Linked DNA regions of Mus musculus: region 2 is linked to region 1. Evidence: chromatin loops called from intact Hi-C (ENCODE). Cell type or tissue: gastrocnemius. All regions are shown on one strand.

The links. Peaks named below come from ENCODE experiments on the same cell type or tissue, not always from the same donor. Only the 100,000 strongest peaks of a DNase experiment are listed, where the experiment ranks them.
Region 2: it touches region 1 in a loop (3.0-fold over the local background); 4 of 42 quality-filtered maps call a loop at or near these places.

The regions. Positions count from the first base shown.
Region 1 is chr19:41,758,185-41,766,184 of GRCm38, forward strand. No RefSeq gene overlaps it. Among named protein-coding and RNA genes, the nearest start is that of Gm19424, 15 kb to the left of the region's middle. In gastrocnemius, CTCF peaks have their summits at 3,503 (motif pointing left) and 6,973 (motif pointing right); DNase peaks (open chromatin) are centred at 1,878, 3,519, 4,372 and 5,888.
Region 2 is chr19:41,439,071-41,447,070 of GRCm38, forward strand. Gm33951 (a long non-coding RNA gene) reads right to left here and starts at 6,012. Exons shown (of 2, transcript XR_386711.2): 1 at 5,910-6,012; 2 at 4,312-5,812. In gastrocnemius, a CTCF peak has its summit at 3,732 (motif pointing right); a DNase peak (open chromatin) is centred at 3,728; H3K4me3 peaks cover 553 bases.

The DNA.
Region 1 (8,000 bases):
ATCTACAAAGCGAATTCCAAGACAGCCAGGGCTACACAGAGAAACCTTGTCTGGATACAAAACAAAACAAAACACCCCACAGCTAGGCACTGTGGCACACAGCTGAGATCCCAGTACTCTGGAGGCTGAGGCAAAGGATGACAAGTTCCAGGCCAGTGTGGACTACATAATGAGTCCTGATTTAAAATAAACACAATGGGGTTGGAGAGATGGCTCAGCAGTTAAGAGCACGGACTGCTCTTTCAGAGGTCCTGAGTTCAGTTCCAGCAACGACATGGTAGCTCACAACCACCTGTAATGGGATCTGATAGCATCTCCTCTTCTAGTATGTCTGAAACAGTTTACCCATATAAATTTTATATACATATATATATATATATATACATATATATATATATATATATACATATATATATATATATATATGTGTGTGTGTGTGTGTGTGTGTATGTATGTATATATATATATATATATATATATCAATCACAAAAATTTAGGATCCAGGGCAGGGAGACGGCTTGGTGGATACAAGTATCTGCTGCACAAGTGTAAAGACCTGAGTTCAAATCCCTAGCATCCACATAAAGATCCAGGCATGAAGACATACAGCTGGAGCCCAGGGCCCACCAGTCTAGATGAAGTGAGAAGCCCCAGGGTCAGTGAGAGACGTTGGTGGAAGAGGATGAGGTGAAGGGGTGATTAAAGGAGACATCCCAAACCCTCCGGCCTCTGCACGAATGGGGACTCACACCCACATACGTTACCCAACCATATACCACACACCCACACAACCTGGGGTTCCATGGTTGGAACATGGCTGCTCTCCAATGGCCAATTGTCAAAGATCCTTCTGAAGCTAATTAACAAAAAGGGAACAATCAATTAGAACAACACCGTTTTGAATCCACCAGTTAATTACTGATTTGACATCCCTCCTCCACCCCGACACACACACATGGTAATAACATATGTCCCTCTTGATGAACATCACCACCTCAAGTTGCAAAGCCTCTGGAAATACAGGCAGAGGACACGCCGAGCTCTCTGTTAGTAACATGTACGATCAGGGGACAGCTGCGGGCTGAAAGCCCCTGGCTTCTCCAACCTGCACTGTAGGGAAGCAGATCTTTGCATTAAGAGAGGCTTAAAAGATACAATAAGCTACAAAGTGTATAAATGTACAGCCACGTTCATAGCAGCATCCTTCACAGGAGCCCAGAGAGGAAGTCTAGTAACCAGAACGATGGATGATGCGTGGGATGCACATGCAAGCTAACATCATCCAGCCTCGGAGAAGAGGGGAACTCTGGCACATGGCACAGCATGGGAGGACTCTTAAGGACATTGAGCCAAATGAAATAAGACAGCCACACAAAAGCAAATAGAGTCACACCAGCAACCACAGTGCTCAGGAGGAAGCTCTCTGCGAGTTCAAGGCCAACCTGGTCTGTATAACAAAAGTTTCAATCCAGCCAAGGTTACATAGTCTCAATCCAGCCAAGGTTACATAGTCTCAGTCTAGCCAAGGTTACATAGTCTCTATTAAACGTGGACCAGCACAGCCCACTGTCATTCTCCCTCTCTCCTTGCTAACCAATCAACTTCGTTCAGTCCCCTCCCCGGCATCGCTCTCTTTTTTAATGATGCATCTTACTATTATTTTTAATAATGTGTGTGAGTGTTTTACTCAGTGTCTGCTGGAGTACCATGTATGTGCGTGTCTGGCGCTCTTGGAGGTCAAAAGAGCACACTGGAGTCTGTGGAACTGAGGTTATGAACAGTTACAGGCCGCCACCATGTGGCTGTCAGGAATTGAACAAATGCTCATGGCTGCTGAGCCATCTCTCCAGCCCCTGACATCTTTCTTGATTACTCTAAGCCAACCATGGTACTTCATTCTCCCACAGTGCTCTGTTCAGGAAAGGGAACCCACATAAAGACTGGACAAAGCTGTCCCCTGGCCCCCACATGCTGTGGCTTGGACACATACCAACTCCTGCAAAAACTAATAATCTTAAGAAACAAAACAAAGACAAGCTAAGACCCCGGTGATACTGCTGAGCTGATGAATCCACTACCGTGGACCTGGGCCACCTCTGGCCTTCTGGGAACAGTGAGTAAGGACTTCATTTTTTAAGCTCATCTCTCTGTTCTATTACTGGTGGCCAAAAGCCACCCACAAGACCAGGTGAGGCAGTTCACACTTGCTGAGCATTGTGGGATGCCAGACACCTGTCAATCACAGACCTTAGTGCCTTCCCATTACTCCCCATCCCCGACCTGAGGAGCTGGGAGGAGGTTCTCTGTGGGGTAGGGGTGGAGGTGATGAGACCTGCAGGTGAAAAAGACTTGCCCTCACATACCAGGAGCACAGTGCAACATGAGATAAAACTATGGCTGCTGACCCTCTTTCTCCTTCAACAGCATGGGTGGGTGTGCCCACTGCCCATCACTTCTCAGACACAAGATAAAGGTTCTCTGTGGTTTCAAACCACAGAGCTCAAGGGATGACTGTATCCAGGAACTCAGGCTCAGTCAATCCTCCACTTCCCCATCCAGGAACTCAGGCTCAGTCAATCCTCCACTTCCCCACCCAGGAACTCAGGCTCAGTCAATCCTCCACTTCCCCATCCAGGAACTCAGGCTCAGTCAATCCTCCACTTCCCCATCCAGGAACTCAGGCTCAGTCAATCCTCCACTTCCCCATCCAGGAACTCAGGCTCAGTCAATCCTCCACTTCCCCATCCAGGAACTCAGACTCAGTCAGTCCTTCACTTCCCCATCCAGGAACTCAGGCTCAGTCAATCCCCCACTTCCCCATCCAGGAACTCAGGTCCAGTCAATCCTTCACTTCGCATCTATCTCTGAGTCTTTTCCTCTCTCTATAATATGGCTTTATGTTCTCAGCCAGCTGCCCCAGGAGGAAAGAATAGTAGCCACCAGAGAAGCTCTGGTCTCATAGCCAAGAGCCAAAAAGAGCAGGGATTGCCTCCTTTTTCCCAGCTTGAGGTCCACTGGCTAAGCCTGGATCCTATACTGTCTCCTCCGGCTAGCCATTGAGAGTCAGAACCCAGAGTGTTTACTTCCAGGCTCTGTGGGCTACGCAATGCAGCCTCTCTGTGATCCCTTGTGCCTCTCCCCATGGGCCAGCCATAGGGACCCTAGTTCTACTTCACTGGTTCCTTGAGACCATTCACTTATTCAGGTAGTACCTTAGTGCATACTTACTATAGGATGAGCATCGGAGTTACAGAACGGAGCTAAGAGGCCCAGTTCCTGACCTTGTAGAGTGTTCAGACTGGCTCTAACAAGATAGACAGACATTACACAGACAAATGAGAGAGAGAGACAGACAGAGAGACAGAGACAGAGACAGAGACAGAGAGATGGGAAATATTCAGTACCAAACAACTTCTTGTACTTTCTGTTTGCCTTTGTCAAGCAAGCTCCCTTCTTGGCCGAAGATCCCCAAACATAAAGAGCAGCACCAGCTCGGCCCCTGGTGGCCAGACTGTGACATCACTTCCTGGGGACAACCGCTGGAGGTTGTAAAACTCTCAGCCGCCAGCATGTGGAAGACTCCATCCTTACCTACCAGAGGCCTCTCCGGCTCTCTTACGGTGTACGGTTTCTTCAGGGAGAGGAGGCCCTTCTGCTGCTGAAAGCCCATCCCCAGCTCCGCTGTGGCCAGCTGCCCGTCTTGTTACCTTCTGCACTTCTCTGGAAATGCTAAGCAGAGCCCACCAGCGCTAAGCTCTCTCTCCTAACTGTGCAGGGCAGTCTGTCCTAGCCCAGAGGCAGCACAGGCCTAACAGTGCAGTGTCAACCGTGTGTCCCCATAGACACCTTCCCCATCAGGATGAGACCCACGAGACAGCAGAGCCGCAATCAACCCCAAGAAGGAGATAGTAACTTAACGGTAAGGGGAGCCCCCCTGAATCCAGCCTTCGGTTTCTGTGGTTGGAACAGCGAGGCCTCCAGTCCAGGCTGCATCCTGTAAAACAAAGCTCTGATTTTCCTGGCCAACCAGTACTACTACTTCAGCTCACGGCTCCTTCAAAGCTGCTTCTAGGATAGGGGCAAATGGTCAAACTAGTAAATTTTCACAAGCACCGGATCTACTGCTGACTGTGGGTGACTCTTAAGATGAGATCCCTGGTCAGAAACATGCTGTGTGGAACAGCATGCTGGTGACACACCCTGCGTACCTTGTGCACACAGATGGGCTGGCAGAGGTGTTTCAGAAGGAATGGCCAATAAGCACCTCTCACTAGGACATAACATGCTCCCTCCATGGTGGAAGAGGTCCCGTGTGACCGACTAGCCAGCAGGCGGCGGCTGAGTGGTCACCCTCCCCAGAATATCTGCATTTCCTTCCCTCCCCCACTCACTCAGCGCCAAGGCTGAGCTACTAGCCTCCACCCTTAGGCCGATCACCAGCGCTCCTGTGACAGAAAGAACTCTGCCTCTCGGGGACATCTCCTCATTCTTTTTTTTTTTTTTAAAGATTTATTTATTTATTATATGTAAGTACACTGTAGCTGTCTTCAGACACTCCAGAAGAGGGCATCAGATTTCGTTACAGATGGTTGTGAGCCACCATGTGGTTGCTGGGATTTGAACTCGGGACCTTTGGAAGAGCAGTTGGCGCTCTTAACCACTGCATCTCCTCATTCTTGTTACAGAATGGAGACACGAGGGTGGCAGAGGCCAGCAAGGACTCACAATAGGATGGAAGGACTGGCCTTCAGTGTAGGCTGACAGTGTAACAAGGAAGGCTTTCTTAAGTTTCCAGCTAACAGCTGAGGCTCCTTCATATCACCGCAGGCCTTTATTTCCTTAATTGAAGAAAATGGTCCTCACAAGAAACACTTGTCACTTGCTAAGTCCTAAAAAGTTATTAGTTATGGTCCAGCAAGATGGCTCAGCAGGTCAAGGTGCTTGCTGCCAAGGCTGACGACCTATAGTCACTCCCCATTCACAGGGTAGAAGGAGAGAATTGACTTCACCAGGCTGTCCTCTGGACATCCACATACATGTCAAGGTGTGTGTGCATGCATACGCACGAGCACACACGCATGTGCGTACACACACACACACATAAAGAAATGTAATTTGAAAACTGGTAGTTACTACATACAAGATATCAGGTTTCATTGTGACATTTACACACATACATATCTTTATACTGTTTATGCTCGCCCGCCCTCACCCCCTCCCTCACTCCCCACCCCCCCATCAGTGACCTCAGTTGGTCCCTTTGCTCCTCTAAAACCACTCCCCTTCTGTTCGCTACTATTACATCTTAGTGCCTAAGCTTTAAATGTGCACATTAACTTGTTGTTAAAGATGTATTTATCATACATAAGTACACTGCAGCTGACTTCAGACACATCAGATCCTATCACAGATGGTTGTGAGTCACCATGTGGTTGCTGGGAATTGAACTCAGGACCTTCGTAAGAGCAGTCAGTGCTCTTACTCACTGAGCCATCTCACCAGCCCAACTTGTTGCCTTTTAACAGAGTGTCCTCTACATGGGCATTAGCCTGTAGGACAGGAGGAAACAGGTGTGTTATTCTAGACTAAGGAGTGTTTATCTGTGTGTGTGTGTGTGTGTGTGTGTGTGTGTGTGAGAGAGAGAGAGAGAGAGAGAGAGAGAAAGAGAGAGAGAGAGAGAGAGGACAATTTTTAGGACTGAGTCCCCTCCTTCCACCTGGTATGACAACTCATCTGGTCTAGGCAGAATTTTTAATTGTGTGGGATATATCCAACTCGGTTCACTTCTGTCTAAAATAAGCCAAAGACAGGACGATTTCAGGGCTTCCTCCACCCTTTCTACAGCTTACTGTCTAATGCGTTGAGTGAAAGGTCGCTTCCGCCACCTAGTGGCCAAAATGGTGATTACAGACACACTGGACCACTTTATGCCTGAAGGCTACATGTAGTTAGTCCGTTGAGTAAACACTAGAAATTAAATATGGGCTTTCTGACTTGAGATATAATGTCTGTGAAGATGTATGCTATATCTTGAAGACTCGGTGTGGAAAAAAAGTTAAAATATCCCACACTTTTTTCTGCTGACTTTTGACAATGGGAGGTGGAGGAAGTATGGGGGCCATAAGCGAGGAAGGGAAGGAGGGAAGGAGGAAGGGAGGGAGGGAGGCAGCTGAACGAGACCTCTAACCTCTTCCTTCCATGAGTCAGGTCACATGACACACACAGAGCATCCATAGACTGGAAGCACTCTGAAAGCCCATCAGGATCTCTCTAGCTTACTGTGTACACAGAGGCTGGACACCGGCACCCTGCTCGAACAAGATCCACTCTCCCCCCCCCTTGAGACAGGGCTCTCCCGAAGCCTGGAACACACCAGCAAGATCCACCTGTTGGCCCATCCTGCCTCAGCACTGTGATTACAGGTCCCCAAGTCCACAGTGGCTTTGACATGGGAGCAGGGGACCTGAACTCAGTGTCTGATGCTTGCTCAGTAAGCATGCTTGCCCACCGGCCCTCTCCCCCACCCACCCCCACTTCCATCTGCTCCTCTGATACTTACATTTACGGTGATTACATTTGTGACTCCTTTTTTAACATTAGATATCATGTTTGTAATATATGCAGTTATGTTCCATGGATGTTTCAGACAAGAGACTGCATACTACAGTGGTCCCAGAGTGTCCCAGAGCTGAAACTGCCACGGACTAGGGAAGTCATAACTGTTAGCCACCCAGTGGTATGTTATGAAATCACTGATGATTCTGGAGGAAAACAATCTACTTTGCCACAAGCCTTATGAAAGGGTAACCCACAACAACTATGAACAGTACACACATTCATTATGAGGGACTGCTCAGCACGCCATACTTTTTATCATTATTTTTTTAAAAGATTTATTTATTATATGTAAGTACACTATAGCTGTCTTCAGACACCCCAGAAGAGGGCATCAGATTTCATTACATGTGGTTGTGAGCCACCATGTGGTTGCTATTTGAACTCATGACCTTCAGAAGAGCAGCCGACGCTCTTAACCGCTGAGCCATCTCTCCAGCCTTTCTTATCATTATTTTAGGGACGAGGACTCTACTATTAAAACAAAACAAAAACCTTTCTGTAAAGCAGCATGGCCCACCATGCCAGGAGCATCCTCATACTCGATTTCCTGTGTCTCCTGGGGCCACATATGTCAGTACACTCTATGATGGCACACAACAGCAAAACTGTATAATGGTGCACTGCTCAGAATGAATTCTTATTTTGGTTTTAGTTTGTTTGGCCTTGTTTTGTTTGTTTGTTTGTTTGTTTTGTTTTGTTTTTTTCTGATACGGGGTTTCTCTGTGTAGCCTTGGCTGTCCTGGAACTACCTCTGTACACCAGACTGGCCTCGAACTCACAAAGATTAGTCAGCCTCTGCCTCCCCACCACCCAGCTCTTAGAATGTATTCTTGTCAATAAACAATGCACACCTATTTCATATTACACTTTTATCTCAGGCTATTTCTGCCCCCTCTGAGCCACTGCCATAGATTCTGATCATAAAATGTGATAACGTCAACTGTCTCGAGGACAGATGTGTCCAGAGTGCCCCAGCTGTGCCCATGTGGATACCTGAAGTCTTCCAAGTTCCTCTGCACTAGCTCTTTCAGCACACTGGCCCTGGACTCGTCACTCACTAGCTCTTTCAGCACACTCCTCTGGCCTATGATGGCTTCCTTTCTTTCTCTTCTGCCCACAGATTTGGTTTGACTGAATTCATTGTTCCTTAATATCAAGCCACAAAGCATAAAAACAACCTAAAAGGGAGTTGGGTGTCCTTTGTAAAACAGAGCCTGTTGGGGGCACATAGCCCAAGAGCTACTTCCACTCAATATGGAATAACTCAGAGCAAGTCAGCAACTTAGACAACCTGCACTCCTCAAGGAGTGGGGCCACCTACCCTGGGGCTCAAAGCTGTTGTTTTAGTTGTGGTTGTTTTGGTTTTTGAGACAAGATCTCTC
Region 2 (8,000 bases), 320 kb before region 1:
CCTGCAGTTAAATTTAGATTCCTTTTCCACAGCACACATGACAGATGGTCACCTAGCCTCGGTTTGATATTTCTAGCAACGGAAAACCTCAAAATCCATGTGACAGATGCTTCAATTTTTGGACAGTTCTGCTGATTAGAAATGTGCAACATATGCTAAAATCAGCCTTTCTGAAGTGCCTGTCGACCGCTTCTAGATCGACTCAGACAGCACATCCATTCCTTCTCAAACCTGCCCATCTTTCCAGTCTCCCTTCAGCCTTGCTAGAGGGAAAACATGAGCCTTGAGCTGCCTTCTCCCTCCCCTAAAAGGCTTCTCTGCTCCTCTCAAAATGAACCAGCCAGTAGTGTAACTTCTTTGGGTTTTTGTTTTTTGTTTTGTTTTTTTTTTTCCTTTTCATTCTGAAAGACTGTCCCAGGCTGGCCTCTGACTTGCAGTTCTCCTTAGTTTTCTGAGTACAGAGATTAAAGGAACTTCATTAAGCCTGGCTCGATTTCTTCCTTGATTTACCTTACTTTAAGTACATGTCTCTCAGCACCAAGCTGTCAATCAAATCAATGAAATAGAATTTCTGATGGGTTATTAAGACAATAAAGGTGCAGCTGGGCATGGTGGCACACGCCTTTAATCCCAGCACTTGGGAGGCAGAGGCAGGCGGATTTCTGAGTTCAAGGCTAGCCTGGTCTACAAAGTGAGTTCCAGGACAGCCAGGGCTATACAGAGAAACCCTGTCTCAAAAAACAAACAAACAAACAAAAACAGACGTTAAAGGTGCATGTCAAAAATCAAACTGTTGTAACGCTTACTCCTCCATTGTAGTTTCTCATCTTTGGAGAGACAAACAGTAGCCTGTGATGGCCTTGCAACATTCAAATTCATTTTAATGTTGTTTTATTTGTGTGCTTTTCTTTGAAATAGGTTCTTCCTGTTTCCCATGTTGGTCTTGTCCTCCTTGGGTCTGGCATCCCTCTTTTGCCTCTGCCTTCCTAGGAAGCTGGCGTCACATGTACACATCTCTGTACCTGTATTTATGGGATTTCCCACCTATAGAGACATAGGTGCATGCACAAACAAGGCTTTTTCCATTTAACAATATACCATGAATACTTTTCTAAATAGTACGTAGGCAGAGCATTCTTTTGAATAATCTGTACCATTTAATAGAATATATCCATGAAATTTATTCAAATGTATACTCCCAGGTTAATTCAATGGATAAACAAAACTATATGAGGTGTACCTTCTGTGTACGTTGTTATATTCTTTAAAAAAAAAAAGATTTATTTTATGTATGTGAGTACACTGTAGCTGTACAGATGGTTGTGAGCCTTTATGTAGTTGTTGGGAATTGAATTTTTAGGACCTCTGCTTGCTCCAGTTGGCCCTGCTCAGTCCCTGCTTGCTCCAGCCCAAAGATTTATTTATTATTATACATAAGTACACTGTAGCCAACTTCAGACGCACCAGAAGAGGGTGTCAGATCTCATTTCAGGTGGTTGTGAGCCATGTGTTTGCTGGGATTTGAACTCAGGACCTTTGGAAGAGCAGTCAGTGTTCTTACTCACTGAGCCATCTCGCCAGCCCACGTTCTTATATTCTTCTGCTTTTACATCTATGGGCATTTTTATAGATGTGAAATTACTGAATTAAAAAAAATGATGTTCACACCTCTAGTAGCTATGGTCAGACACCAACTGGTTGTGCCCACAGTTACTGGCTCTGAATAGTGTATGTTAGGGGTGGGTTTTCATCTGGGGAGTGGGGTTTAAAACCTTCTCATTCACTACTCACATATATAAGCAATAACTAACCACCCCGAGATTAAAGACATATGTACAAATCTATAGAGAACCATTAAAATAGCAAAAAATTTGAACATGCACACTTATTTAACGTCCAGGTGGTGGTGTTCCTTTTAAAGAAATACTTTAAACTTGGAAGCCATGAATGAGTAGATGAGTTTCACCACGTAAACGTCTAACACACCACTAACAAGTTCTCCAGATAAAAAGTAGGCTGGGAGGGAATATTTGCAAGCTATGACAAAACATCTGTGTTTCTAGTATATAAACTGACAATATGACCACTCCGTGGTTAAAGGGGAAGGTAGATATGAGAAAGAGAACAGCCAGAGAACAGCCCAGAGCAGAGAAAAAAGTAAACTGAATATGGCCAGCAGACCAGACATGGCCAGAGCTGTCTACAAGTGAGGGTAGACACTCTGTCTGCAGCAGAGGTTAGAGAATGGGGAAAACATGGTGAGTGAAGCCAGAGCAGAGCAGAGAGCGGGAGAGCACACAGCAAGAGTAGCAGGGGTAGAAGGAGGATGGGTAGGTAGGGGGAGGGATGCCCGTGAGCTGGGGGCAGGTTAGGGTAGGGGGAGGTGAGAAGGGGCTTGTTTGCTTTTCTCCCCCAGTTGAAGATCCACCTCTAATATACACTTTGAAAGGTGTAACAAGCACTTAGGATTCTAATATACACTCTATTCAGACTTTGAAAGTTGTAACAAGTACTTGTGATTCTGAGGGGGGCCTGGAGAACAGCATGAGCTTTGATATGCTAATAGGCACCACAGGTGGCCAAGTGACCCTTCAGCCAAAGGTATGGGAAATGACTCCTTCTGGTAGCTGGGAAAGGATTTCCTTAGCTCCGGAGGAATGCTGGGTTTTATCTAAGCGCAAGGAATCCTCCTACAGTTTCAGGCTGAGCTCCTTGAGCCGCCTTTTGGAGTTTTGTAATTTCCTCTGGACCTGACAATGAATATATAAGTTATTCCTTCAAATTAATGCAAAAGGAATCTACAAGCGGGCCGGGCGTGGTGGCGCACACCTTTGATCCCAGCACTCGGGAGGCAGAGGGCAAGCGGATTTCTGAGTTCGAGGCCAGCCTGGTCTATAAAGTGAGTTCCAGGACAGCCAGGGCTATACAGAGAAACCCTGTCTTGAAAAACCAAAACAAAAAAACAAAAAAACAAAAAAAAAAAAAAAAAAAAAGAAAAGAAAAGAAATCTACAAGCGGGAGCTAAAGATAGGAACAAAAGCCCATAGTGCACTACAGTCAACAAACCTCTGAAAAAAAGCCCATCATCAGAGGCACACAAAAGCCACGCGTTTTACACTCTCCCTGCCTGAGAGATGGACTAAGTCAGTACTGCTGAGCGATGTGCACTGTGGTCCCTCTCACTAGGGACCAGAGGGACCGTTAACAGGCTGTTCTCTCACGCCGTGCTGTACTTTCCTGCTGGGATGAAGGCATTTCAGAGCAAATGTCACGGCATGCCGAGCTGCAGAACATGGCATGCTGTTCCTTTTAGAAATCTCCGATGGAACCTTCTCGCCAGGTACATCTTCCTCCTAAGCGCTCTCAAAGCGCATAGTTAACGCGCTTCTCACCACTCGAGAACGCTTTCCCTTTTCTTTTCTCCTTTACTTGAAGAGAAACAGGAAGCACCAGAGGAAGTTTTAAGAGGGGATTTTAACCCACAGAGAGAAACCAGCCCAGAAATGAAACCTCAGGTTCAGCTGGTTGCCTTTACCATACAGAATAGGAAACCGTAAGCTAAGACAGGCAAAAACTCAGAAGCCAGAGAGGATGTAAAAGTGCAAGTCCAGTTACTTCTGAGCTGTCTGTAGCGCATCTGCTGGGGTGCTTCATCCTGCCTTGATCCAGCTCCTTCTATGAGGGACATTCGTTTTAGAGGGAAGGGCTGCTGCCAAGCATCACCAGTAGGAGGCGCTGTGCACTACCGGGCTAGTGCGGGTAGACTTGTCCTCTCAAGGGCTTCAACTTCTGTGGACAGGTTATCCTTAGGCCTGCTAAATCTGAACTCTTTCTTCTCCACAATCCATAAACTGAACTAATCTAAAAGCTATCATTTCCTTTCTTTCTTTTTTTCAAGAAATAAACGAATTTTGGTTGGTAAACCAAATGGGTCTGCTATTTTAAATATTTTCTGAAATGTATTCATTACTAATATGTTACTTTAAATTTCATCCAGTCTCCAAGGAGTTTCAGAATGTTTAGGGACAGGCAAAGCCTGTAGGGTGTACCATGCAGGCATATGCCTTAGGAGACCCAAGTGAATGTCATGAGGATGCTGTGTCAGAAACAGAGAACAACACATCTGGGTCTTCCCAACTCAGAATTCACAGAATAACAGAAATTCACAAGCTGCAACTGTTTCATTCAGCAGAAATTTACTAAAGTCATCCTGATTTCCCTTGATAGTGTTGTATGGGGGACTCTGAGTCTCTTTCTGGAGCTCTTAGTCATTTTTATTAAAAAGAAAGAAAAAATGGACGCAAACAGAAGTTAGGTTACAGTTTTATTAGAGTTTAGAAAAACAAAGCCCAGGGCAGCTAGTTGTAAGTCCTGGCAGGTGACCAGAGAAGAATACATAGAAAAGGAAGAGAGAGCCATACCATTTAAGTTGGACACGGTTGTCAGTCACATAGTGGATGCAGCCACAAGGCAGGGAGGGAAGCTTTACTGTGTGAAACTCAAATTATTAGGGATAGCATGGTTAGGAAGGAGATAGAAAGGGGAAAGTAGGGTTTTCTGAGTAATTCAGAGAAGCAGGAAGACTTTAGGAAGCTGTGTGGTTGGTTACAGCTTGTAACTGTACTAAGAGGATTCTGAGAAGGACTCATATACTATCTCATTAAAGGGACAATTATGTGTCCTATATCTTTCTATCTCTTTAAATGCCTTCTGTACCTCAGGATGTCTTGGGCAGCTTAGAAAGTTAGGTCACCAGCCAGCTCGGAGAAGTGATTTTCCCTAATTGGACTCCATAAAGCCCTTATCAAGGCTACCATAACCTTAGCTGGCTGAGGCAAACTCGGGTACCTATATGCCAGTCTTAACTAACACTAACTCTTGAGTTACACATTGCAAAACACATAATAAATACCTCCTGGGCAGAGAGAGAGAGAGAGAGAGAGAGAGAGAGAGAGAGAGACAGAGACAGAGACTGAGACTCTGTGTGTGTGTGTGTGTCTCTGTGTGCATGAGGAGGTGTGGGTTATAAGCGACAGCAGAGCGAAGCAGTAGGAAGGTGATGGAGCTCCAAAGGGGATCTCTGGGCTGTGTTGGGGTGGTGAGGAGGAGTCAGACATTCAATCCTATTGGGATCTCCAGGGGTCTCTGCAGAATCAAGATTAAAGGGAGTCACAGGCTTGAGCTGAGTCTCGAGGTCCAGTCCGGCTGCAAAAGTGACGTGTGGGACCATGAAGGCCATAGAATCAAACATCAAAACGAGGTCCAGTCCAGACGGACAAATGAACAAACAGGACAGCAATTTAAGTAGGAGCAGCAACAGTGGAGAATGGACGGAGTTGAGGCTCCTGGCAGTCAGGAGTTCTCTTGACTCTTAGTCCCTCCACACACACACAGGAAGTCAGATGACAGGTTGGAAGGACACTGTCATTGCAGTGTTGATGTTAGGTTTCAAACCTGAGACAAACGGCTAACAGAAGTGACTATTCACCCATCAAAGCAGACACTGCTGGCCAGCTCTCTCCCAGAAGCGCAGGGTACCTTTGGGAGAGCTCCTCCCTGCTCTCCCAGCATCCCTCAGAAGCTGTGACTCCTCCCAGCACATCTTACCCCGACCCCTACACCAATCCCTTCCTCCCAGGGCTCGGTTTCCGCTTCCCTACCTTAATCCTGCTCCCTATGAAATCCAGCCATTTTGGCTACTCCAGGCTTCTGGAATCTTGGCCTGAGATGCTTCTCCTGTCCGCAGCTCCTCTCACGATCTGGTTTAGTCCGCCTGCCATGTTCAGCCTGGACTCTTCCCTCTGCCTGTGTTCTACAATTAAAAAATCTCCACACTTGTGGAATAGTCATGTCCTCCTTTTATTTCGTTTTTCGTTCGGTTAGTCCAGGAGAAGCTGTTGTAACCTTACCTGGGTCTGGTGTGTTTGATTAGTCCTGAGATTTGGTTTTCCTGATAAGATTTGAATATACCCGTGTGCTCATATGGTCAGATCTACTTTAGTAAATGTATAGTAGTCACCTTTAGACTTTAAGAAGCTAGTTATTTATTATTCTTTGCCTTGTGGGTGGTGCTAGCCAAGAGTGAAGTCGCTTGGTGTAAGGTTGACATGGAGGACAAACAAAGGGAGGACTACGCTTGCTTGTGTATATGTGGGGCATCGGGAGGGGTAGGAGGGCGGGAAAATAGTGTAAGAACCACAGCCTACTGTTTGTTTGTCTAGGGAGTGATGGTCGTGGAGGAGGGCAGCAGGCATGACTGAGAGTTACTTGAATGGGTCCCTGGTCAGTCATCGAGAGGGCTAGCTAAGGAAACATGTGTAATGGGTTAATGAATGTCAGGTGGCCGATAACACAGATAAACATCTTTTCTGGGCAGCCTTAGTGGGGAGGGCAAGAATCTATTAAAACTTCAGTTTGGTAACTGTCACTGTTTAACCAAAATGGAGGAGCCTTACAAAACATTGGGGCAAAACTTAGCCTGGAACTTCCCTGTTTCGCTCAATACGGATTTCTTTGTTGTTTGTTTGTTTGTTTGTTTGTTTCTGAGACAGCGGCTCGGCTCACTAGGTAGGTCTGCCTGCCTTGGCCTTCTCCCCAGTTCATCACATCCTGGTTTTTAACAGTGAATTTAAGAGTTTAATTTTTTCCTTTTTTTTCTGTTTTCCCTAAATTCTCTAGTCCTTTTGAAACAGATGTTTTATAAATGCCTACTTCCTCCTCACTTGGGCCCTGTGGCGGGTAAAAGCAGAAGGAAGTCAGACACCTCTGCCCCCTCGTGCACTCCTTCCATCAGGCGAGGGTCAGGAAGCAGACGAGGTAAGTGAGGTAATTGGTCATTCCTTGAATCACTTTGGATTCCAGGAACTCTGGGCAGGGGGACCACCCCCAGATAAGGCGGGGCCACACCCAGGAGCAGAAGTTCTTATTTCCTGATAACTTCTCCCCTAAATCAATAAGGACTTTTTTTGGACCATGCTGAGTAGTATCTGGGACAGCAATCAGAGAGACAACAACCAGACCAAGACAGTTTAACTATGTATTTGTCTAAAGCTTAGGCCTAGTTTGTTCCTCTTTATCGTGTGTCCATGTTGAAGAAATTTCTCTCTGCTGTTTACCATTACCTATCTCTTGAGCTACCATGTTGGGGAGGGTGCCTGGGTCTAGCCTGTTGGGGCTTTTTGACATTAGAGCTCTCCTTATAGGATGGCAAGGTAGCTCAGTGGGCAAGCCTGATGATGAGTTCCATTTCTGGATTCCACAGTGAAAGGAGAAAACAGACTCCCAAGAGTTGTCCTCTGCCAGGCATGGTGGTCACACCCAACACTCAAGAAGCAGAGGCTGGTGGATCTCTGTGTGCTCAAGGGCAGTCTGGTCTATATAGTAAGTTTCTGGCTAGCCAGTGTTTCAAAAAACAAATGACAGCCGGTTGTCCTTTGACCTTCAGATATGATACTGTGGTATACATGTGCCCATACACATCCACATGTGGGCACACACAAACAAACAAATATACAATAATAAAATTGAAGGCTAGCCATGATGACACACACATTTAACCCTCAAGAGACAGGGGCATGCAGATCTCTGAGAGTTCTAGGCTAGCCTGGGTTATATAGCTAATTCCATGTCAGCCAGGCTACATAGTGAGACTCTGACTCTAAATTATTTAATTAAAATTAAGAAAACTTCTCTGGTTGTATTTTTATTTATTTTTTGTTTTGTTTTGTTTTTGTTTTTCAAGACAGAGTTTCTCTATGTAGTCCTGGCTGTCCTGGAACTCACTCTGTAGACCAGGTTGGCCTTGAATTCAGAAATTCGCCTGCTTCTGCTTCCCAAGTGCTGGGATCAAAGGTGTGTGCCACCACTCCCGGCTTTTTTTTTTTTTTTTTTCTTTTTTTGGTTTTTCGAGACAGGGTTTCTCTGTAAAGCCCTGGCTGTCCTGGAACTCACTCTGTAGACCAGGCTGGCCTCGAACTCAGAAATCCGCCTGCCTCTGCCTC